Linked DNA regions of Homo sapiens: region 2 is linked to region 1. Evidence: chromatin loops called from intact Hi-C (ENCODE). Cell type or tissue: right lobe of liver. All regions are shown on one strand. Links, peaks and the distances in the headings refer to the core of each region. The heading gives the core; the rest is flanking DNA.

Region 1 (12,224 bases), core at 2,409-10,408:
ACCCGACTCCCTCACCTCAAAGAGGGGGACGTGGGAGGCCCCAGCAGAGGGTACATCTGCAGCAGGCAGGGTGTGTGGTGGGGCTCTGGGGCTCTGGGGCTCTGGGGCTGTGGGGCCATGGGGCTGTGGGCTGTGGCTGTGGGCCGTGGTCTGGCCTCACCACTTGCTGTGAACAGGTTCCAGCCCACAGCCTTTTTTCATGGAAGAAATTCTCTGGCTAAATCCAATTCTCCCAGTTGCCAGACAAGCCTGCCACAATCCCATATCCTGTTCTAGGGACGTTTGTTTAGCTTTGTGCACAGACAAAATCGGTGAGAGTTTCTACATACAGAGTGTGCCTTAACGGGCTTGCATTTGAGGCTGGGGTCTGTGTGGGTGAGGGCGGAAGGTGGGCCTTGCTTCCGACCCTCCGCTGTGTGGCCTTGGGGAGTCGCCATCCCCCAGTCTCCACTCCTCCTCTGCTGTAAAACGAGGACAATGGGGCCCAACCTTTGGGGTTGCTGTGAGGATCCCTTTATACACCCGGCAAGGGGCCCCTTTCAACAGTTCCCCCAGAATGGGGATTGAAATCCTGAGGGATTCCCGTTGCCATCAGCATAAGAGGCCTCATCTTCCCCACCGTCTCCGAGGGCCCTGGATTATTAAGAGAGTAACCAAAACTGAGGTTTTCATTCCCCATGCTCCTCTGAGCTCCTCGGTCCCGAGATGCTGTTGAGGCCATGTTTTCAGTTCCCCAGGCCTCCGGCTGGCAGGAGCCTCCCCTTGGCTCTGATCCTGTGCCATCAATCTTGCTCACCAAGACTCAGCCCCCGTCTGGGTGGGCTTAGGGAGGCGGGAGGCCTGGTGGCTTGGCACGTGGAGGGGGCCGCAGAGGCGCATGCAGGAGGCCCTGGCCTTCCTGGGGAAACGCCTGCCAGCACCTTTTGCAAACAGCCCGCCGGGGCAGGAGCAAGAATGCGCGGGAAGGAGCAGTGTGGGGAGGAATGGTGCGGGGTGGAGTGGTCTGTGCCGTGGGCCCTTGGGGCCTGAGGAAGGGCAGGTTTTCAGGAAGCCCCTGAGGCCCAGGGTGCACTGTGCACCCTCATTTTGCCACACGTCTCCTCTTGGCCTTTGCAAACTCTGCTCTCCAGCTGCCAACATTTTTTGACAGCGAGGCACCGCTTTAACCAGACCCCAGCTCCTGGGCCTGAGAGCACTGCTTTACGCGGGCTAAGCACAGGCCCGGCGCCGAGAGAAAACACATTCATGAAAGCATCCACATTAATCATGGGCGATGGCACAGAAAGGAACCGAGGCTAGCACTAGACAGCACTGTGTGTGGGGGCACTTGTGTGTTCATGTGTGTGTGCGTGCTTACATGTGAGCGTGTGTGTGTGCACTTACAAGAATGTGTGTACGGATGTATGCACGTGACCGTGTGTGTGTGTGCGAGTGCATATGCTCACGTCTGTGTGTGCGTGACTGTGTGCGTACCTGCCTGTGGGGGGGCACATGTGTGGGCATGTGTATGTGGGCATGTGTATGCAGGCATTCATGTGTGTGCACTGTGCTTGAACGCTGGCAACATGTCACCAAGAATTCTGCTAGGCAAGGAGAAAGAGGCCCGATGGGCTGTCCCAAGCTTTGTTTTGAAAGGCCCTTTTCCTCTCCTCCTCACAAACCAAGTCATGCCTCTCTGACTTTGCCATTTCCCTTGGCCCTGGCGGCGGTGTTTGCCAGCTCCGCAGGGAGGTCTGGTGGTCTGGTTGTGGGGTGGTGTTTCCCACATTGTTGAAAGGTTTGGTGGGCAAAAGCATCCAGTTTTCATCCTGACCCCAAAACCTCCAGCCAAGGCAACTGACACTCAGTCAATAATAATACAAAATTAATCTCATGTTTATATGGAATCTTCCACCCCAGAGACAATCGCCTTGTTTGGAAGCTGGGGGTGGATTAGCTGGTGCGTGACCCGTGTGGGTGAAAGTGAGGAAAGCCAGCTTCAAGGCCAGGCCACCACCACACTCTGTGACCTGGGACCTGCCACCCACCCTCTTGGCCTCGACATTCCCTAGAAGGAAGGACCAGGGCCAGGTGTCTCCTGGAACTCTGAAATCCTGAATCAGAAGTGTGACCCTGAGAGTAGGTCTGTGTGCTCTTGCTAGGAGGATTTGCTGTCTAAAGGCCATGGCATCCAAGGTAGGTTCTGAACATGCAGAGGCTCATGGAGGAGGAATACAGGAGGAGGGGAAGGCATAGGGTTGGCTCCTGGGACTTGTGGGCTGTGTGGGGTTTGGGGTCTGTTTCATGCTTGACACATGTAAACATTTACTCAAACTCTGTCTCACTTCATGAAGGAACACCTCAGCCTACAGGCACGATATAGCAAAACTAAGTGAAACACAAACACACAAAAGGTCCCAGGTAAGAGTAAATATACATGAGAAGAACTGAACAGCAAAGAGAAAAGTAAAACACAAATATACAGGCCAATAGGTCCTGTAGAGTGGATTTGTCTGAAGTTTTGAATTTGTCTCTGAGATTCCTGGAAGCCAAAATGAAAAGGGAAATAAGATTAGTTCAGTTGTCTTCACAATCCCTTAGAATAAGATTTCCCAACTCTCTATCCATCAGGGCACACAGAGAATATGTGAGACCCCAGGGGAAAATGTATGGGGCCACTGTCATCATCCTGGAGACCGTCCCATGAGCTGAGCAGAGCAGTGTCTTTGCACACCAGTGTTAGGAAAAGGCTCTGTCAAAGACAGCAGTCATTCAGTGCTCTGGAAGGTGCAAAGCTTTTTCTAGCTTTGGCTCTGAAAGATGCTTTTCTCATGAGGCTCCATCTAGGTGGCCCTGAAATGAAAAATGGATAATGTCCCCAACAGCATCTGGACAGCAAATGCGGTGATGAGTCTCATAAAACTGCTTCTTGTAACTGCCCCCCGTGAAAGCTGAGGGCACGCATCCAAATGGCAGAGGCTGCAAGGTGAGAGTGAGCTACAGGCAGACAACCTTGTAAACCTGGCTGGGCACTGTGCCCACCTGCAGGGTGAGGCAGGTACTCGTGCCTTTCCTGAGCACCTGCTATGTGCCCAGTCCTGATAGGAGGTTTATATACATGGTCCTGTTCAATCCTCCCACACTGAGCACAGTGGCTCCAGAGGCCCACTTCATAGATGAGGGCCCAAATCTCATCCATGACCCAGCCTCACACCAGGTCTCTGTGGCCCTGCAGCAGCTCTGTCCTCTCCCTTGGCCTGGTCCTTGGACCTAGTGGTCACCTAGGGTGCAATGCTCAGGCTGTGGTTCTGGAGCTTTCCAGCTTGTTCGAGACAGCAGGGTGAGGCACCTGCACAGGTTAGGGTGGGCACCACCACAGCCCAGGCCTAGGCATGGTGCCCTAGACAGGGCACTGATGGTCAGCTCAGCCTCAGAAAGGGCCAAGGCTCACACACCTGCAAGTCCCTGCATGGGATGAGGTCCTCACACCCTCCCTGTGCCCTTGTCCTCGCTGAGCCCTTCCTTGGGGTGACCCCATCTTATCCACAATCACACCTCTATCCCCATTTCACAGACTTGGAAGCAGGCACAAATGATACAGGAGTGCTGGGAAGGGAAGAGCGTGGTCCCTTTAAACGATACGGAAGCAGGGAAGGGAAGTGCTGGGTAGAGAAAGGCGGATCCCTGGCCGGGGCTCCACCCCCACGGACCTAGATGAGGACAGGCATTTCCTGCCCATATGCTGCATTTACCAAGACCACCCTGGACTGCCTCGCCTCCATCCTGGGCCTATACAAACCCTCAAGACACTAGCGGGCCAGAGGAGGAGAAGAGCACATCGGCCGCGGAAGGAGACACCAAGCGGCTGGTCTGGTCATGGAGAGGCTGCGGAGGGGGCGAGGCTGCGGAGGGGGCGAGGCTGCGGAGGGGGCGAGGCTGCGGAGGGGGCGAGGCTGCGGGGGGGGGCGAGGCTGCGGGGGGGGGCGAGGCTGCGGGGGGGGCGAGGCTGCGGGGTGGGGGGCGAGGCTGCGGAGGGGGCGAGGCTGCGGGGGGGGCGAGGCTGCGGGGGGGGCGAGGCTGCGGGGGGGGGGCGAGGCTGCGGAGGGGGCGAGGCTGCGGAGGGGGCACGTCGGCGGGAGAGCACAGCGACAAGCCCCGGCACACCCGCAGGCCCTTGAACCAGAGGGACGAGTCGGAGTTTGGCTGGGGCAGTCAGGGGAGAGCCGGGGCCGCCAGCAGCCCAACTCCAGGGGAAAACCGTCTCCCTTCTGGCTCCCCCATGGGCTGAGAGCTATAAATAAAACTCAATAAAACCTTAATAAAACTCAATAAAACGTTACACTTATTCTCCAAGCCCAGGTGTGATTCAATTCTTCCAGTACACCAAGGCAAGAACCCTGGATGCACAAAGCCCTCTGTCCTTGCCTCAAGGTGGAGGGTCTAATTGAGCTGGTTAACAAAGGCAAACTAAGAGAGTACCTGTAACACACACCCACTGGGGTTTCAGCTGTAAACATTCACCCCTAGACGCGGCCATGGGGTCGGACCCCCATGACCTGCCCTCTGTGTGCTCCCCTAGAGGTTTGGGCAGCAGGGCACTGATGGAGCGAGTCACATCCCCATCGCACGCCCTGCGAGAGGGACAAGGGAACCTTTCCTGTTGTACAGGAAGGTAATAATAGCTTAGCTGGGATGAGAACCCAGACGTATCCGTAGTCTGGAGGCTCGTGTTTAGAGACGGACAGCCGTGAAGATGTTACACCTAGGGGAGGAGCGAGGGGATAGCTACCCAGGAGCACGCAAGGAAGGGAGGAGCTGCCCAGAGGGAGACCAGGGCCAAGGTCTCTGGGCAAGGGCAGGGGAGGGCCAGGGAGGGCTGCCGGACAGTGGAAAGCGCTTGCCAGGCAAGTGGGCTTTGGGGAGCAGGGAGCATTCTAGACAGAGAAGACTGCACACAGAGGCCAATGTGAGCTGCTGGGCAGTCCTGGGGAACTCCCAGTGGGCAGAAGGCAGAGCTGCAGGGCACAGGGGGCCTTGGGAGTCAGCCTAGGAGGCTTCCCAGGCTCTGGCCCTGAAGCCTGGGGCTCCACAGACGTGAGTCTGCACCATAGAGGCATCGTCTTGACGTGAGCACGCTGGCAGACGCCACACACATTCACCAGAATGACGCTGGTTATTTTATTTACCTGAAGTTCCCCATGAATTTTAAGTTTTTTATTTTTATTTTTCATTTTTTAGAGAGAGAAACAGTGAAACGCAGTTGCTGGGCCCTCTGTGTCTTTCTGCAGAGAGCAAGGAAGGCCCAGGAAATGAGTGGCCTGGACCGTCGGTGGGTGAGGCCTGGACCCCGAGACCCCTCTCCTGGAGGGAAGTCAGGATGGAGAGAGACCCAGATCTAAGGCCACGAGGACTTGGCCTCCCAGAGGGCTGGGGGGCAACCAGTGAGATGGGGTGGGGGCTGTGAGGCCCCAGAGGCGTTGAGAAATGTGAAATTCCTGGCAAGAAAAGGAAGTTGTTTGAAGGAATTGGTGGGCTGGGAGCCAGAGCCCTGGGGGCTCCTCCAGGGACACCGGCAGACGGGAGTTACTTTGTCACCTTGTTCCTCGGATTGACTGTGTTTCTCTGAGGACGCCTCGGGCGGAGACTGGGCCACAGGCAATGCATATTTGGGATAGCGCCTGTGCTGAATCCTTTGCCCAGACATCACACTTCCCTTCTGCAAGGCTGAATCCTAGCTGAGAGACATCCTCCCAAACACCAATCAGCGCTCAGCGCTCCCCACCAGGCGGCACAGACCCCGCGGTTCTCACAGACCCCGCGGTTCGCACAGACCCCGCGGTTCGCACAGACCCGGCGGTTCTGCAGCTCCGTTCTCCGGGGTCCTCCAGTGCTTGAATTTTGAGAAACGCTGCGGTCAGCAATGGAGATTTGTCTTTGAAATATTATCCCACAAGATGGCCCATGTGGCCCCATCTGGTTCCCCTCCCTTTCCCCTCACACCACCATGGATGGACGGCCGGGGCTCTGGTCGCTCCCTCTTGAGTCTGTGCTCCCCACTTGGGTTCCCGGGGAGATTTTCCTGAATCCAGCACTGCTGTTCCCCTCACTCAGGGGCCAGCCTCGAAGGTCATCTCCAGTCCCCAAACCTGCATTCAGAGCTCTGCAGGGCTTTGAGACACTAACTGTGTGACCTGCTGCGGCCATTCTGAGAGAGGCCTCCGCGTAAGCTGCTCTGTGTCTGACGCCCCTACAGGGTGGTCTGCACAGCGTCCCCGGCCTGCGGTGTCCAGGGAGGGCCAATGGGTATCAGGCCGAGACTCCTGCCCCGACCTGCTTCTCCCTGGGCTCTCCCTCCCATGGAGCCCCCTCCATCTGACCCCAAGTTGGTTTCATCCCCAGCAACAGGCGACATGGTGGGGGAGCCTTCCCGAGGGCTGCTCTCTCAAGCGGCTCCCTCGAAGCTGGTGTTTCGATGCCTTCACGGCTCTTTGTTGTTCTCATCTATTATTTCTTCCTGCTGCCCTTTTGCAGGCACGCAGAACGCTCTCCAGGGCTGATGGTTTGTGGACTGGAGGGCAAGAAACCTTACCCTGTCCTCCTCCACCTTCGACATCTCTCCCCGATACAAACCTGCCCAGATTGTCCGGGGCTTGGGAGCCGCACGGGGCCGTGTGACTGGGCATCCTCTGAGTGTATGCGTGTGCAAGCGTGTGTGGGCACATGCTGTCTGACTTGAGGTGCACATCCTTCTGTCTTTCGGCACAGGTCTGCGGGTGCACGCATCTCCCCAGGAGGGTTGGCCCCCGCCTTGTGGTTGTCCCTCCCTATGTGCCTCCCACCCCTGGGTGCGTCTGTCTGTGGGTCTGCCTGTCCCTGGGTGCACCTGTCTGGGGTCCGCCTGTCTCTGGGTGCGCCTGTATGTGGGCCCGCCTGTCCCTGGGTGCGCCTATCTGTGGGTCTGCTTGTCTCTAGGTGCGCCTGTCTGTGGGCCTGCCTCTCCCTGGGTGCACCTCTCTGTGGGTCGGCCTGCCCCTGGGTGCGCCTGCCTGTGGGTCGGCCCGCCCCTGTGTGCACCTGTTCGTTGGTCTGACTGTCCCTGGGTGCCCCTGTCTGTGGGTTGGCCTGTCCCTAAGTGTGCCTGTCTGTGGGTCTGCCTGTCCCTGGGTGTGCCTGTCTGTGAGTCTGTCTGTGACAGGCCCCCCCGAGCTTTGTCCCAACCCTGACTCTGCCCCTGTCTCTTCTTGGTCAACAGAGATTACTAGAAAGTTATGCCCTATGCGGAGATGAAACTGACTTCCCTGGGACTCTGGCCTGTGGGCGGGCTCTGAGTCTGTGCCAGGCCAAGGCCACAACACGCACTGTGTACTTTGTGGCCTGCAGCTGGTCCCTGGAACGGGAGAGTGGTTTGGGCTGGAATCCAGCCTGGGACCCCTCTGCCCACCACGGTGTGTGGCAGACTGGAGGAGGGGCACCTTGTCCTTGGCATAAAGAGGCAGAGCTCACTCAGCACAAAATGGGGAGCAAGGGGTGCTCGTGGTCCAGCTGCCCCCTCCCAGGACTATGGACAGGCCTAGCGGGTGGCCATGCTTCTGGCTGCATCAGGCTTCTGGGTCAGGCTAGGCCCAGCTGTTTGTCCCTGGACCCCCTAGGCAGCTTCCCCCTGGCCTCTCTGCACCCCCCTGTGTCTCTCCTCCCTAGGTTTTCCAGGCTGAAAGCTGATGTGTCACCCCCACCCAACCTTCTCAGTGGATCCCGTGACCTTTACGTGAAAATCCATGCCCCCTTAACTTGGCGTGCAGGACTCTCCTTCCACGACCTTGCCGACCTCAGGTCTTGGCCACCCCAGGCCAGGCAGTGCCACACTCTCTCCCTCACCCCTGCTGCTGCTGTGCCCTTTCCTCCCCCTCCCTTCAAGGCCAGCCCTGTACCCTCCACTAAGCAGCCACCTCTGCCAGAAGCTCACGTTCCCCTTGGCAACGCCACGGCACCTTGAACCCTTACATGCAGAGTCCTGTTACTGGCTGATGTGACGTCTTCCCGCTCAACTGAGAAAGTGAGGCCCAGCCTGGGCGTCAGCCCCAGGAGGGCCAGTGGGGGTCGCTCAGGAAGTGCGGGGGCAGCAGCTGTGCAGCCCTGGATCAGGAGCACCCACTTGGCACCCCAGAAACCAGGGGCAGGCGTGTGTTGTGCTGAAGGTGCAGGAAGGGGGTCAGAGGCGGAGGCGTCCACATACAGACACAGGAGAGCTCTGAGGTCGCTTGCCAAGGCCTACCAGGCCAGGCATCCAGAGGAGGCAAAGAGGCCCCTCCGCAGCCGCCCACCCCTAACTGACATCCCCCACCCCCACTCCTTGGAAGACCAGTTCCAGGAATTCAGCTCTCAGTCACGACCTGGGGCCCGTCTCAGCCTGGAGATGCTGAGATGCTGTTTCCTGGAAAACAGGGTCCCACGGCCCCCGGGGGGCCCTTGTGGGGAAGGCTCACACCCTGGGCAGCCGCCAGGAGTCAGCAGGGGTGAGCGGATTCTGCAGACTCCCTGGCCAAGATACAGCTGGTGTGGGTGGGGCCCAAAGGGGCAAGAGGGAACTTTGTGGTCAGAGGGGGTAGCAGTTTCACTATCAGTCCCCAGTACCACCTTAAGAGAGGGGACACCCACTGGGTGCCAGGCTAGGGTCCTGGGGTACTCCTGTCTCTGTCCCTGATGGGTTCGACGTGGCCCCAGGCAGCCTGTGCCCAGCAAGCCTCTCACCAGGACAGCCCCAGCTCCTGAGCCTCTGCCCAGCGTCCTGCTGTAGGCGTCTCTCCTGAGCGCTGTCTTTTTGACCCCTGGCGTTCCTCTGGGGCTGGTGTGATGTGAAAATGAAGCCCAGAGGCGTTGGCCTACACAGGGGGCTGCGTGCCCTTCACTGGAGCCCCCTGGCTAAAGGAAGACAGCATGGCTTCTACCCCCGCAGGGGTGCAGGAGAGACCTGGGGACAGGTGTGCTGGGAGGGTGGCCAGTTCCGGGCCCTCAGGGCGATGGGAGGGCTCACAAGGAGAGGACTCACATGAGGATGGGCCCCAAGGCCCCCTAAAATCACTCCTGCGTCTGGATTCGGGTGAGGAGGGTCCGTGGTGAACTCTGACACTAGAGGGGCGACAGCGAGCAGCTGGAGGAGGCTTTGGCCACCTTCCCGCAAAGCTGGCCTTTATCTTGCAGGCAGCTGGAAGGTACAAGCAGGGATTAACAGGCCTGGATTGGCCAGACTCATGTTCACTTCTCCGAACACCGAGGGCCCCCGTTGGGTCTGCTCTAATTGGTTTATGTCTGACTGTAGCAAAGAACAAATTGATTTCCCTCCAGCTGTTTCTGCAGCTTCGGTCCTCACTCAGCCGTGGGCGGCCTGCTCTTCATGGGTCTGCTCCTGTCATCTCTGCTTCTCCAGGAACATGGAGTGGGGGGAAAGAGGTGGGGAAGGAGTCAATGTACATGCGAGGGAGCCTGCCTCAGTGTCCCTTCCCTGACCCCGAGCTCCCGGAGCTGGAACACATGCATGCACATCCGCACACACACGCACACCTGTGTCTGGGCTCGACATGGGCACCTGCAGGAATGAAGCCTCACATCTGAGCAGAGTGGGCTCCTCACCCATCACCCGAGGTCAGGAGTTTGAGACCAGCCTGGCCAACATGGTGAAACCCCCACCTCTGCTGAAAATACAAAAGACTAGCCAGGCGTGGTGGCTCAGACCTGTAATCCCAGCTACTCAGGAGGCTGAGGCAGGAGAATCACTTGAACCTGGGAGACGGAGGTTGCAGTGAGCCGAGATGGCACCACTGCACTCCAGCCTGGGTGACAAGAGCAAAATTTTGTCTCAAAACAAAACAAAACAAAACAAAATAAAACCCAGGCTCGCTGCTGTCACTGCACGGGACTTTGAACTCAGAGCTTCAGTCATGCTGGGGTTTTTACAAACTCGCCACCCATGTTCTTGCCCCTGGGCCTTTGCACATGCGGTTCCCTCAGGCCAGGAATGCCAGTGCATCTCCTTCCTGCCTCTGTTCTTCGGTTGACTGACAATATATCATTGTCCTTCAGGACCTGCTGGCAAGTCCCCTCTTCTGAGAACAACCCCCGTGTTTGCCCTGACAGGACGCTCACCACGCACCGAATGGAATTGTTCCCTGGGCTGGTCTGGCCCCACCACCAGGCATGTGTCTGCCAGGTCTCTGCAGCCACCATTCCTGGAGCATGAGCAGCCACCATGCTAGAGAAACAACAGGGGCTCAGGGTTTGATGAGGAGACCAGGGAACAAGTGGAATAATGGGTCTGTAACCCAGATAAACCCCAAGGCCCACATGTCCAGGCACAGCGCTGAGTCACATGCAAAGAAACAGCAGTCCAGCAACCAGAGAGTTGAGAAGGAGTCCCAATCCTTGTTGCCAGCTTTGGAGAAAAACGTTTTAGGAGATGCCTTTCATAGTTCCAGCAAGGTCTCTGTGAAGCCCTCACTGTCTTCTCTCCCCAGTTCTCCCCTCTCTGATGCCCCTGTCGTCTTTCTCTCATCCCAACACTTACAAAAACTTGTCCTGGCCCCGTCGCAGGGCTCTTTCTCTCTCTGACAGCGCCCTCTCCCCCGGCTCTTTCTGATGCAGCTAGACTTGGCCTCCTGGCTTCTTTTTTTGTTTCCTTTCTGCTTTACCCATTCTCCATATTTCTGTGCAACAAAGGGGAGCCCTGGAACTCACCCAGCCAGGAGGAGCCCTCCTCCCTCTCTTGCCCTCTAGAGACCTCTCTCTTTGTGCTCTGTCTCCCAAATCTGCATCATAAAAACCCTTGAAACCCAGCTGGCAAATAGAGGGCTCTCCTTGGGGCTGGGGGAACAGAAAGGGTGAAGCCGAGCCAGGGAGGTCAAAATTCTCTTTATTCCACAGGGGATGGGGCCATTCACATGTTAATAAATCATATTCCCCTCGTGGAGCAAGGAAACCTTCTTACAAACTGCATTTTCACCCCTCACAATTGCTCCGTGAACAATTCTACAAATAAGGAAACTGAGGTGTGTGTTGTCAGGGAGGAGAGTTGGAGGGGGGCCGTGACTCAGAGAAGGCTGCCATGTGCAGGAGGACTGTCCCCAGGAGGGGCACACAGCCTGCTGTTTTAAAATCCCATACTATTCCCTATCCTGGGTTCCATCCATACATCCCAGAATGAAAGCTGGCCCAGACCTTGTGGCTCAGACAGCCTCGTGTGCAGCCAAGAATTGCTGACTGGAGGCACATATTCAGGGATGGGAGGAGGAAATTTCCAGGGTCTCAGTGAGTTCCCTTAAGCAGATTATATACAATTCCCTGCAAGCACCACATATACCGTTTTGTTCCTAATGTTGGCTAGATGAACTGTTCAGAAAAGTTCAACCTCAACTCCTTGAAAAGCGTAGATCTGGAAGTGATTCCGGTTCCCGCACGCCCTCAGAGGATGCCCAGGCAGGCAGAGCTCTGGGGAAGCAGAGGCCGAGGGCAGCTCTCCACCAAGGCAGCTGGGGACACTGGATGGATGCAGGCCTTGGGTATAGGTGCAGCCGGCTGTGGGAACCGGTGTCCTCTCCTGACACCAGGCCTGCTTTTTAAGGTCCCTAACTACCTGAGTTTCACTGATGTGTTGTTCTTTGTTTTGGTTTAGTTGTGTTGTTTTTGTTTGTTTTATTTTGTTTTGTTTTGCCTCCTTCAGGGTTTATGGGTTGGGGAAAAAGAGGAAGCCAAAAAATTTTTTTTTTTACGTTTTACAAAAGTTTTAGTAAATTGTTCTTGTGCAACTGAAAAGCTGAAGGATTTGAAAGAAATCTATGGGCTAGGGTCAAAGTACCCAAATCAAGAACAGCTTCCTTACTCCCCACCAACCATATTCTTGTCTACCGCCCCCTCATGTGTCCTTTATAGACCTCAGGGCCACAGCCCAGGAGAGGGCACAGGCTGGGGACAAAGGGTTCTAGGCCCCCAGCAGGGGCAGGGGCAGCGGCAGGACAGATCCATGAGGATGGGGCAGGGTCTGAGGGGCCAAGGCAGAGTCACCGGCTGAGAGCATGCAGCGCCTTAGTGAGTTGCTGCTGCCATGACAAATTTCCAAAGCCTGGGCAGCCTACAGATAGCCCAGCTTTACTTCTACAAGTCCGGGAAGCTGGAAGTCAGGTTGCCAACATGGTCAGGTTCTGGGGAAGGCCCTCTCCTGGGCTGCAGACAGCTGTCGTCTCATTGTGTCCTCACAT
Region 2 (12,224 bases), core at 2,753-10,752, 380 kb after region 1:
CCGGACCAGGCAGGAGGCCTTATTTGGTGGACTCAAAAATGCACAGGTTGTTTGTGCAAGACTGGGAAGTCCTGGCTCTGATACCAGCTGTCCTGATTCTCAGCAAGCTCATCTAGGAAATGGGCCCACACCCCAGTTAGAGAAGGGAAAGTGTGTACAAGACCCCCGAGCTTGGTGCCAGGCCCAGGGAAGGTGGCAAAGCCTACCTTCTGCACCTTCTACCAGAGACAGAAAAGGGCTGTGAGGAAATTCAGAGCGCAGGATGGAAGCAGGGTTGGTACCCCAAGGATGCCACCCAGAACCCCTTCCTCATCCTCTCTCTAGGTCACCCCACTCCTTCTCCCTAACAAACGAAAGCAGGGGCATACATGAATGTTTGCAGAAACCCCTCCGGGCAGACAGATCGTCCCCTCACGGCAGCGACAGGTACAGCAAACCCCAAAGCACAACGGCCCTGCCAGCTACAACCCGCTGGGGAGAAGCAGCAGCCCACGTTGGAATGGGGGGCAGGGCAAACTCTGAGGAAGGAAAAAGCCATCACTCATCAATCAAACAAATATTTACTCTGGGCCCACATCGCTAAGCACCTGCAGGCTGCTCTGCCAGTGGTCTGCACATGCCACTGACTGTGGGAAATGCAATCCCAGCGTAAGGTCAGGGCTGACTTTTTATTCACTTAGGACTAGTAAAGCCATCACTCATGCTTTCAAGACAAATCCCAACATATGCCCATTCCCAGGGAAAGCCAGCATCTGCACACTGTTGAAACACACCCACCCTCGGCCCTCACAACAGCCCTGTGAGGTAGGCTTTCAGGTGACCTATGGCTTAGAGAAAAGGAGATTGAGGGTCAAAGAGGCAAAGGGTTAATTAAGTGGCCCCTGGGTCTGCCAGATCCTAAGGCTACGCGCTTTCTAACATAAAACACAGATTCGCATCAGACAGCTCAAGTTCCATCAACATGACGCCGAAACAAGGCTCCTGCTCTTCAAACGTGGCATACAAACGTCCGTAAGATACAATATGGTGGTTGTTAACAGGTCCATGAAGAGCAAAATAATAATCTCTTAGTAAAGGTTATAAACATCAAGGCTTGTCATTGGTTACAATTTCATTAGCTATCCATCCATTCAACAGAAAAGAAACGTAAGCGCTACCACTCGCCAGGCACTGTGTTGGGCACCCAGCCTGCTGCATTTGAGCCCAAATGTTGTCAGTTGGGGGGAGGGGTGGGGGAGGCAACAATGCAGTATCTTTGATGGCTGGTGCCTAATATTTTGGGGAAAAGGACGCCACCCAGAAGGGCCTTTTGAAGGCGGACACAAGTAGGTGCTGCACACAGGCCAGGCACAGAGGCAGGAAGCACACAGCATTCAGAAAGCACAGCCAGGCGTTTCCAGCCTCTCAGAGGTGAGCGTGAACGCGTACCCCCGGGGGGTCCAGGGGCATTGTCCAGCGAGTCCCCCAAACCCCTAGCATGAAAGTTCCTGCCCAAATTCCTCCTGTCCCACCATATACCCCTCCAGGTTTAGAGATAAATGCTCTCCCACTCAGCTGCCTGAGTGAGGCTGTCTCCCTGGCCTTTTCTCCTCACTCCCCTGGCACACCCCCGGGGACACGCACACCGCCCTTCCAGAATCACAGTTCAAAATCACGGTTACATTGCTCCTCACAACAGCCCTGCGAGGTAGGTGCCGCAGTCCTCCCCCGTAGGCAGACTCAACTCCAGCTCTCACAGTGACTTTAAACCACACGAGTTTGTCCAGTTCCAGGGTCTTGGCTTTGCCTACTCTCCTTCCTCTCCAATGCAATGAATGACATTCAGAATTCCAGGTTGAACCCCCAAGACCTATGCCTCACCCCCGACCCAGGCAGCAGGAACTCAGGGAGTTCTCACCTGGTCTGGGACCTGCAGGACAGCTCGGAGCTGCACCCAGAGTTTGCAAAATGCCACGTGCCTTGGACACCCAGGTTTGCCTATGGAGTGTTCTATGCAGACCCCTGCACGGGAGGTGATTCTTATCACCCACATGAGCAATCATCTCCCCCAATTTTCTCTAAACAGAGCTGGGCATTAACTCCTCTTGAAAGGGGCAGGAATGGCTCCAAGATCACCTCCAGGAAAGGCCAGAGTGTTCTAATGACTTGAAAACCTGCTCCCGGCCAGAAGCAGCCACTCATCTTGGAACCCCCTGGCTCTCATTTTGGCCTCTCGAGGATATGGGCTGTGATTTCTGAGCACCCAGGGAACACAGTTGGCTGATTCCTAATCAACCTAGTTGTACAGGGGACAAAGTCAGAGGGGCAATCAAACTCGCAACAGAACTCGAATCTACAAGCCTGACCTGACTCAGGGATCTCGCCTTGTCACCGACACACAAGCACGGCCCCTTTACCAACGTGTTCATTGTTTTGTTTCAAAAGGCAATGCGGCAGCGGGTCCTTGGGAGCCAGCTCTAGTATAGCACTGGCTAATTTTTTAAAAACGTCTGTTGGCTGTGAGTGAATGAATGAAGGGATGAAGGGATGAATGGATGAGTTACAACCACTGCCACCCTGTGGAGGAAGCTGAAAGGCTGAAAGCAAAGCTCATGGGAGGGACCATGCGCCAGGCAAGGTGAGGCCTGGGGAGGACTTCTCCGCTCATGGGTGGGAGGGCTTGGCCCCAGGCTACTCTTGACCCCGACCCTGGGTCACAGTCGTGGTGTGTGACACATGGAAAGCACCATGGGGAAGAAGCTATGGGTGACAGTGGCAGACGAGATCCAGCTGGGACGTGCTCAGGGCAGTAACCCCGGAGGAGGCAGCTACAAGAAAGGGTGTTTGCTTCATAACCACAGCCCATGGCGCTACACAGCCCACCCAAAATGAAAGGGTTTGCTTTCAGGAGAAGAAAAGGCCAAAAGCACGGGGTCAAGATAAGTAGGCCAAATGCATGGATGGGTAGATGGAGCAATTCATGTTGAAAGTCATTGCCGGCCTCCCAAACTCGGATACCAAGCTAAACATGTGGGTGAGGGATTCTGACACGGGCAAACAGTGCTCAGTGCTATAGTAGAGGGATGGGTGGGCAGAAGCAGCTCTGCTGAGAGCGGAGGATGCTCTGGAAAGAAGGGCGAGCCCTCCTTGGGTGACATGCCCTCCCTAAATGGCTGTGACTGACCTGTGAGCCCTGATGCTTTGGGCAGAACATGCCCTTTATTCCGCTCCTTAGAATGTAATTGCCCCAGGTGAAGAAAAATGAAAGGAGATTCTCCCATCAGTCCTGATCCAAAATGTTCCATTCGTCAGTTAAACCCCAAAGACCACCACTGAGGCCACATGTGCAGGCCAGGGCTGAGGACATTTGCTGACATATCACAGGACGCGGGGAACCCAATTCCCCTAAGAGGTGGGAAAATGGAAACCCCAGGGCCTGGCTTCATCGGGATCTAATAGGAATGAGTGACTGCGCTGGTGGGAAGGCCACTAACTGATTGTACAGGGTGCTAGGATGTGGCTGTCTGGACCTTGGAGGTTCAAAGAGCTATTCCTGTCCCACAGGGGTTTTATCAAGGGCAAGATCGGAGTCCACAAGCACACCCAGGAGGTCCAGCCTGCAGTGTCTACACCTGCCAATGGAAGGTGTCTTTTTCCCCATCACCCACTTCCCAGGGAGAAGCAAATCCTAACATCAAACAGACCTGAAAGGCCACCTAGGCCAACCCCACACCATGAGAATCTCCTAAACACTACTTTCTCTGAGGGCTGCCTGGCTGGTTCCTTGAATGCCTCCAGTGAGCTATGGGCTCCCTACATCCCAAGGACATCTGGGACCAGTCTCTTCAGAAAGCCATGACCCAAAGGACTTGGACAAACAGTTCACAGAAGATAAAATACAATTTGTTAACAAACATAGGTCAAAGTGTTCACCCATCATTAGTAATTAAAGCAATGCAAGTTAAAGTAATGCAAAAGTACTTTATAACAGAGACAAACTAGCCATATCTTAATTAAGTGGTCATACATTGCTGAACATTGTAAAATGCTGTAAGCTTACTGAAATTATTCAACATCCATACAAAGATCCATAGCCTTTCTTTCAAGAGACTTAACCAAAGGAAATTCATTCATTCATTCACCAATCCATCCTTCCGCCTATCCTTCCACCCTCTTATCCATCAGCCAAACACTCACTCACTCGCTCCTTCCTCCATTCTTCCATCCACTCATTCATCATTTATTTATAGTCTACAACATGTTGGGCATCAGAGATACAAAGGCCAATTCAATAAGCTCCTTGCCCTTATGGGGCTCACAGTCTAGCAGGGGAAACTGATCTGTAGTGAAGCAATGATAATTTCTGGGTGGAAGAACATAATTCTTAAGAATGAAAAAAAGGGTGTTTTAAGCAGTTAGTTGTGGCATTATTCATAATATTTTTAAAAGGTGGTTATACATAAGAATAACAGAATGGTTCTGTGAATGATGCCATAGCCACTCAACAAGGCACAACGCAGCAAGTGAGGTTATGAAGATTCATGGAACAAGGGAAAATGTTGATGACAGAAAATTAAATAGAAGAGGCAGGATACAAAAAAAAAAAAGTGTATGTGGTGAATAATGGCAATTAGGTTTTTTTAAAGAAGGGATGCTCATTAAAGAATAGACACTCTTTTTTTAAAAAAAGTATGCCTGTAAGAATGTAAAATGGGTGACATGTCAGAATGTTGAGTGGTGCATGCATTTCCCACTGCTCTAGGTCAAGTGCCATCCACACCATTTATATTAGGAACACAACGGGACACAGCAGGATTCGTGGCCTGTCTATCCCAGAGGTCCTGAGGCCAAGCTTCCCAAGGAGGGAGTTGGGAGTCACAAGAGGAGGCCAAGGAGAGTTGTAGCTCCTGGTGTCACCAGGAAAGGATTTGTGTGTGGGGAGCATGCAAATGACAATGTCAAGAGACAGAATTAATTCTCATTGTTAAAAGTTTAACGAACACATAAAGATAGGCCCTGACCAGACAGGAGCACTAGGATCCCAACTCGGACCTTGTGGGTCTGGTACAGAAAGAACCGGGTAGGGAGCACGTGAAGGATGTTTTATCTCTGGCTTTTGTGCCATTAGGAACCCTATCCCGAATCTCAGCATCCCAGAACTAAAGAACCTTTGAATTACAGATACAAAACTCTTAAGGGTCAAAACCCTAAGAGCCCTGATCCCCCCTCATGGCCTCCACATTTCCAAAAGGACACACAGAATTCATCCAACCCAAACCCACCCAGCCTCCAGGGCACCAGTGGGTCTCCCCAGAGCTGCTCTCATTGGCTCAGTTCGACCCACTGTGACCCGTCAGGACAGCCCCTAGATGTTGGGAGCAGGCTCTCCTAGCAGCCAACGTCGCTTGTTCCTTCCAATTTCCTCTTGGTGCATGCAATGGGCCCTCCCTTCCCCGCCTTCTGCACACTTTAAGTCTTCCTGAGCCTCTGCTGACTTTTTTTAACAGCCGTACATGAGTTCTTTTGAAAGACCCTCCCGGTCTTCTTCTGCCCTGAACCCCTCCCGCCCCATCCTCATCCAACAGTGACACAGCTTGTCAGGGAGAAGCTTCAGCAGGTGTCCCCAGGGATAATAAGTGCACCCCCAGACCTCAGTCCAGCCAAGGCATAGCCTGGAGCCCCAGATTCTGAAAGAGAAGAAGAGCAGACCCCTGAGGCCCCAGCACCACATCAGGCCCACGAGGCCCAGCTCATGTGGCCCTGACACGTGGTACTGGAGGCTCGGAAGGTGGCTCCTGACACATGAATTCCATGTCCTCCGCCTTCCAAATGCTGTTGCCATCCACTCGGCCGGAGCTAGAAGCGTGGGAACCACCCCCTTCTTCTTGCCTCCCTCCCTCCTTCATATCCTGTCTATAACCCCATAGCTTTGATTCCTGAGCACCCCACTTTGCTGCCATCAGCTCAGACCTCAAGCATCACACTAGCTAACAGCCCCATCCATGCCTGCGCCCGCACTCCCCATCCCACCCAGCGTCTACAGAGTCACTCTGAGCATGACGCCTCCCACTCCAGATGGCCTGGCCCCACCCCACTCCCCTGCCTCCCACGTGCTCCCTGCCACAAGTCCTGAGTCCATCCAAGCTGTGCTCCTACTGCTCCGGGCGCTTGTTAAGAATCCAGTGTTTTTATATGTCCCAAATAGGAATTGAGAGGTCAACAAGGGAGACTTTGGTCCTTGCTTTTACAGACAAACACAGGCACACAACACAAAACTACACACATTTCCTCCACTACAGAGAAAGGAGACTCAACAGAACCGGGGAGGCCCTGGGGGAGGACTGTCAGCACGAGCAACTCTCCAGATTTACCCCGGCAGTCCCCCGGAGGGCGAGTCAGAGAAGAGACAACCTCGACACAGCGAAACGCAATCCCGCCAAGTTACAAAACACGTCGTGAAACAGCCGAGAAGACAGAGAGGCCTTGAACCAGGCTCTGGGGATGGCATGTCAAGGAAGCCAGGGTCCCCGGACCACTTCTGCAACCCCAGGGGTGCTGAGGTGCACCTGCTGCCCAGGGAAACCTGAGTTGAGAAGGGTGGGCGCCCTGCCCCATGGAAGACCAGGCCAGAGGGTGGCCTGGGCACACTGCAGAGAGTTGCAAGAACAAGGTTTCTGGTGGCTTGCCCAGGGCTCCTGGGTCCCGGGGCTTCTGGGTCCCCCTTCTCAGGTGCGCCTGGCCACCTTCTGGCCTTTCCCTGCACCAACCCCTGGATGTGAGTAGGTGCCACACCCAGGGTGGCACACAGCAGGCGGGGCCCATGCTCCACCCAGGGCCTATTGCTCCCTGACCCTCTGCTGCCCCCTGGTGGGCAAAACCTCCTGTGCAGGTGACCCATGCCGCGGGAGTGGCCAAGCTACCCAACAGGCTTCACACCACTCGTTCATGCAACCTTCTGCGGGGCTCAGGGTCCAAGCCCTTCCTGCCTATCCAGGCCATAGATGGGGTACCATCAACAGAGACACATAAGATCAACTCTAGTAGGCAGCTGGTGCCACTCCAGGTTTACAGATGGGGAAACTGAGGAAGAGACAGATGCAGTGAAATGGCCCACACAGCCAAGATAGGGCAACAGCACCCCAAGACCAGGGTCTTCCTGAGCCAGCTCCTCCCTGCCAGGGCAAGTGCATGTGACAAGCACATGACATGCCTACAGCCACCCTCCCTGGGGACCACTTCATTCCACTGTCTAGAACACAGGACTGGAAAGAAGGTTCCTTCCTCTCTTCCCTTTTTCCCTCCTTCCTTTCTTCCTACCTTCCTACCACCCTTTCTTCCAGTCATTCGTTCATCCATTTAGATCTGAGTCCTTTGTTTATGGACTTCAGTAACATAGCTTGAAATTAATCATAGCCTTTGGCCTAAAGGCCTCCATTCACAAGTCCTATTTATTGACCGTTACATTATTTTATTCTTTATTCATTTCTTTTTCATTTCTTCCCAAATTGCATCTTTCTTTCTTCCTCTCACTCTTCCTTATGTTTCTCTGGTTCTTTCTCCTTCTTTTTTTTTTTTTCTTTTTTGATCTAAGATAGTGTCTTGCTCTGTAGCCCAGGCTGGAGTGCAGTGGTGCAATCTTGGCTCACTACAACCTCCACCTCCCGGGTTCAAGCAATTCTCCTCTCTCAGCCTCCCGAGTAGCTAGGATTACAGACAGGTGCCACCACGCCCATAATTTTTGTATTTTTTTAGTAGAGATGGAATTTCACCATGTTGGCCAGGCTGATCTCAAACTGGCTGGTCTCAAACTCCTGACCTCATGATCCGCCCACCTCGGCCTCCCAAAGTGCTGGGATTACAGGCGTGAGCCACCATTCCCAGCCATTCTTGGTTCTTATAAAGTCAGGTGGACAGAATCCCATGAATCAGGGCTCCCGGTCACCACCTTCATGCTGGTCCCTAAAGCACTACTGCTCCTACGTCAAGCACCATTCACTCTCTCATCCACTCACTCATTTGTCAGTCTTCCTTATTTTGGGTATTTGTTTTCCTTATTAATTTTTTTAATTAAAACTCCATGGGCAAACCAAACATCTTTGGCCCATGTATTTATTTGCAATCTTTCTTCCCCGCATTTAGTCACCTTTCACGTTTAAGTATTTATTCTTTTATTTATGAACCTCAATTGCATCTATTTTATTACAGTGGCAGAAGATACAGCCTTGTTTTGGAGCCAGGTATGTCTCTCTATTTTTCATTTATTCTTTGAAAGGTGTAATGTATTTATCTGTTTAAGGAGTATGTATGTAAACTAATTATAATCCCTGTTCAGACAACCTCCCTTAACTATCCATTTATCACTTTGGTTGTTTGTTTATTACCTTTCCTTTTTCCTTTTTCACATCTTTTTATATTTTCTCCATTTTCCCTCCCCCTGGGAACCTGGGCCTGGATTATCTCATCCATCTTCAGGATTACTGACAGTCTTATGACTAATCCTAACAGATCCTACTCTTACAGATACACCCACGTATTCGTTCTCTTTTTTATTGGTTTTTCTTTATTTTCCCTTTCGCTTTCATTTAGTTTCATTTTTGCCTTTCCTTAGCTCTATCTTTGACTCCCTGACACTTCTCTTCCTGCCTCTTTTCACGCTTATGGACCTCAGGTGCCCAGAGTGAGATGAATGACAATCCCATGGGCAGCTCCTTCCTGGCTGTGCCAGGCATTTCCATTTCTAATTCAGTCGTTCATGTGTCCATTCATTCTTTCTGTCATTCTTTCATTTCAATACTTATTCTTTTATTTATGGACCTCAGGTGCACAGAATTGGATTAACCATAATCTGCGGTTCCTGGAGCCTTCTGCACACTGGTCCGTGTGGGGCTGTCTTTTGTTTGTTAATTTCTCCCCCTGGGGATTTGGTGCAGGATTTATTTAACTATCTCAGGAACCCAGTTTTGAATTAGTCATAATTCTTGCTGCCTTCTCTCCTCTTTTTGTCCTTGCGTGGTCCACTCTCCCACATATTTATGTCTTTATTTATTCATTCAATATGTTTGTATTGCTTATATACATCCTGTCATACGTTTCCATATTCTCTCCTCTCTTGCTTTCTCTTTTGGGCCTTGAGTGCACAGGATAGTGAAAATCATCCATTCTCATTCGTTCGGCTGAACGAATTCTATTCAGGTCACTCCTCTATTCAGGTATCTGTGCTTTTATTGATGAACCTCAACGTTTACTGTTTATTATATTTAATGGGTAAAACTGTCTCATTATATTTCAGTGCTTGTCCAAGAAGTGCCTTTTCTTTCATATGCCTACTTCACTTTTCCTTTCTTTTCTTACATCTCTCCCTCTCTCGTTCTTCCAATTTTCCCATTCCTCACTCCTTTTCTTGCATCCTATGGAATGCACGCATTTATTCTTTCATTCAGTCTTACACTTGTGGTCATTTAAAAAACAAACTTCAGAGCCACAGGTTTGAATTAATGTGGATGGCTTGTGCTAAACCAGTCCCCTTTCATCAACTTATTTGATCTAATTATTTATTATCTCTTTCACTTCCTTTTTTCTATTTTCATTTTTTCCCATCCTATTGTTTCTTTCCACCACTCCCTCTTTCTTTCTGTCATTCTTTTGGAGATCTGCACCCAGGATCAATGACCCTCATCCCTGTCTACAATGCCCTCCTCATCGGTCAATGCAAATCTTTTCTGTCGTTCAATCATTCATGCATTCACCGTGCATCCATTCAGTCTTTCTTTCTATGTAAATACTTATTTTTACACTTCTCGAAGGCAGGTGCACCTAACTGGATACATCGTAATCTGCAACTAATGGGCCCTCTCTCTGTGGCCCCACTCCTCCCTCCCATGTGTATGCTTTGAGCCGTTCCTTAGTTGAGTAGGTGATTGACCATACCAGCAGCACTGGTGCCAATTAAGCGGTCTGCTTGGTTCACACAGCCTTTCATTCCTGTTCTAGCATGGCTCTGTCTTAAATCTGCATGCATGTATTTATTCCTTAATATATTACCTCTCTTCCTTTCTTCCTTTTTACATTTCTTCCCATTTTTTATTGTTTCTCTCTCTCTCACTCTCTCACTCATTCTCTCTTGCACTTTGTCTTCGGAGCTCATTGCCATGGAGTGGCTTGGCTGTACGCATCAAAAAGCCACCCGCAAACGTCCATCCTTGGCCGTGCGGTTCCACGTCTCACTCATTACTTCCTTCCTGCATTCATAGCATCCTTCCTTCCTGCTTGCTCTCTTTTTATTAGGCATTTATTCCTCTATTAGTGGAGTCAGGTGCCCTTATGACAAGTCCTAGCCTAACTCTTCTCGTGGATCTACCCATTTATCCATTTGGTTGTTATTTCTTTTTACCGTTCCTTTCTCTCTTCTGTCATAGCTTTCCATACCTCCTGTCCTTCATTTTCATGCAGCTGGGGTGCCCAGGGGGGACCCCAACACCCTCATCAGGAGGACCCATGGGGCCATGTCTTCTCATTCACCTCATCCTTGTCTATTTAGGTACTCACTGACTTGTTCACTTAGATGTTCATTATTTAATGGACAGCCTGTGGTTTTCTAGAAGTGGACCAGCCATAGCCCTTAATCTGTGATGATCTTTTGCCACCATCGATCGCATTGCCTTCTTTTACATCTTTATTTACCACCCATTAATGTATTTCTGTACTTAACATTTGTTACATTGTTTCCTATTTCTTTATTTACCAATATTACCTTTCTCATATCCTTTCATCTAACAGACCTCAGTGCCCAGGACTGGATGACTCAAAACCCCTCACAACATCTTGTCACCTGGCGCTGCACTCCCACTGCTCATTCATCCATCCACACACGCAATGTAGACTTTTTGGCCTTTTTTTCTTTCTTTTGTCATTTATTTATTTATGTGCAGACTTCAAGTGCTCAGGCTTAGATAACTTTTGGTAAAAGTACACTCTCATCTTTCGCCCACTGGGTCCTCTTTCTTTCTTTGCTATTCTTTGAACTCGTTCTCTGTGGTTTATTTTTCTATGCCAGGAGCATATATTATTTGTATCAGTCCTAATGCTTAGCTTACAATAGTCTGACATGGTCCTCCTTACAGAGTTACTCATTACTCATCCTCTAGTCTGTTTTTTTTTTTAACCTTTCTTTGTTGTTTTGGTTTTTTAAAAAAAACCTTTCCCTTCTCCCTTTTGATCACTTGTTCCCTAACTTGCATCTTTTCATTTTGACGGGCCTCAAAATCTATGTCTCATTCTGCACTTCACTACTCATACATCCATTCTTTCTTTCATTTAGGTTCTTTTTCATTGTCAAATGTCAGAGGCATATATTTGAGTTACACATACCCCTTAGTCCATAATCACCTGATATCGCTTTGTGTGTTGCCCTATTACTTAGTGATTCACTGGTTTTTTTCTATTTATATATTGATTGCCTAGCCATCAAAGCGGATGAACCATGGTCTTGTGTACACACACTCTCATCCTGGCTTGCTTACTTCTTTACCTATTTACTTGTTTATTCATTCTCTCTTGCTTCACTCATTCATTCATCTGGTCATTTATTATACAATGCAATAGATACCAGTGAAACAACCTCTCAACAACAACAGCAACAAAACTCAGAACATTCACAGTATCTTTGGCATTCCTGCTTCTTCTCACTGAGTCACCAACCAAGGTACACACAGCCCACAGTCCAGAAACACACACAAATGGCGGATGCAGAGCAGAGACACAGTGAATGTTAAGTTTACTCCCAGATCCTTCTGGGGCTCGCGTCCTAAACATACTGGGGGCAGATCTGAGATGAGGGCCCACGTTCCCCAGGCCCCCTGGGCAAGGCAAGCGCCGCCTGTTCTGCCCCTCTGGACCGTGGTGAATGACCATCCCCATGAGAAACCTGTTTCAAGACCCCAGAATACATAGAGACACACACATGGTACATAGTCTCCTGGTGGGAAACGACGGACATGGAGTTCATTTTTAAATAGGTGGCTTTGTCTGTGGCAATATAAAAATATTTTGGCCTTTCAAGGCAAATACAAAAGAAACTACCCATTAACATGGCTGAGTGTCTCAGTCCCAAACAATAAAGAACTTGAAGAGGTTTAGCCGGAAACTTTGAAGACAGAAAATCTGCCCATTATGTTTTCCAGACATTTCGAGGGGGCGAGCGGAGGTCATTGGAGCTTGAAGCCCATTTGGAAGGCTGGTCCCTCGGC

What was found. A loop is a pair of places that touch in the nucleus more often than their neighbours do. Peaks named below come from ENCODE experiments on the same cell type or tissue, not always from the same donor. Only the 100,000 strongest peaks of a DNase experiment are listed, where the experiment ranks them.
Region 2: a loop joins it to region 1, with 2.6 times the contacts of the local background. A loop is called at or near these places in 21 of 110 quality-filtered maps.

Annotation. Positions count from the first base shown.
Region 1 is chr14:101,221,811-101,234,034 of GRCh38, reverse strand. No RefSeq gene overlaps it. Among named protein-coding and RNA genes, the nearest start is that of LINC02285, 110 kb to the right of the region's middle. RefSeq lists enhancers at 994-1,640, 11,714-12,224. In right lobe of liver, for the core only: no CTCF peak of the experiment used is centred there; a DNase peak (open chromatin) is centred at 7,294.
Region 2 is chr14:100,845,942-100,858,165 of GRCh38, reverse strand. All of the region lies in intron 9 of MEG3 (maternally expressed 3), which reads right to left. It overlaps MIR770 (microRNA 770), which reads right to left and starts at 5,776; the gene lies at 5,679-5,776. RefSeq lists an enhancer at 2,707-3,208. In right lobe of liver, for the core only: a CTCF peak has its summit at 6,844 (motif pointing left); a DNase peak (open chromatin) is centred at 6,845.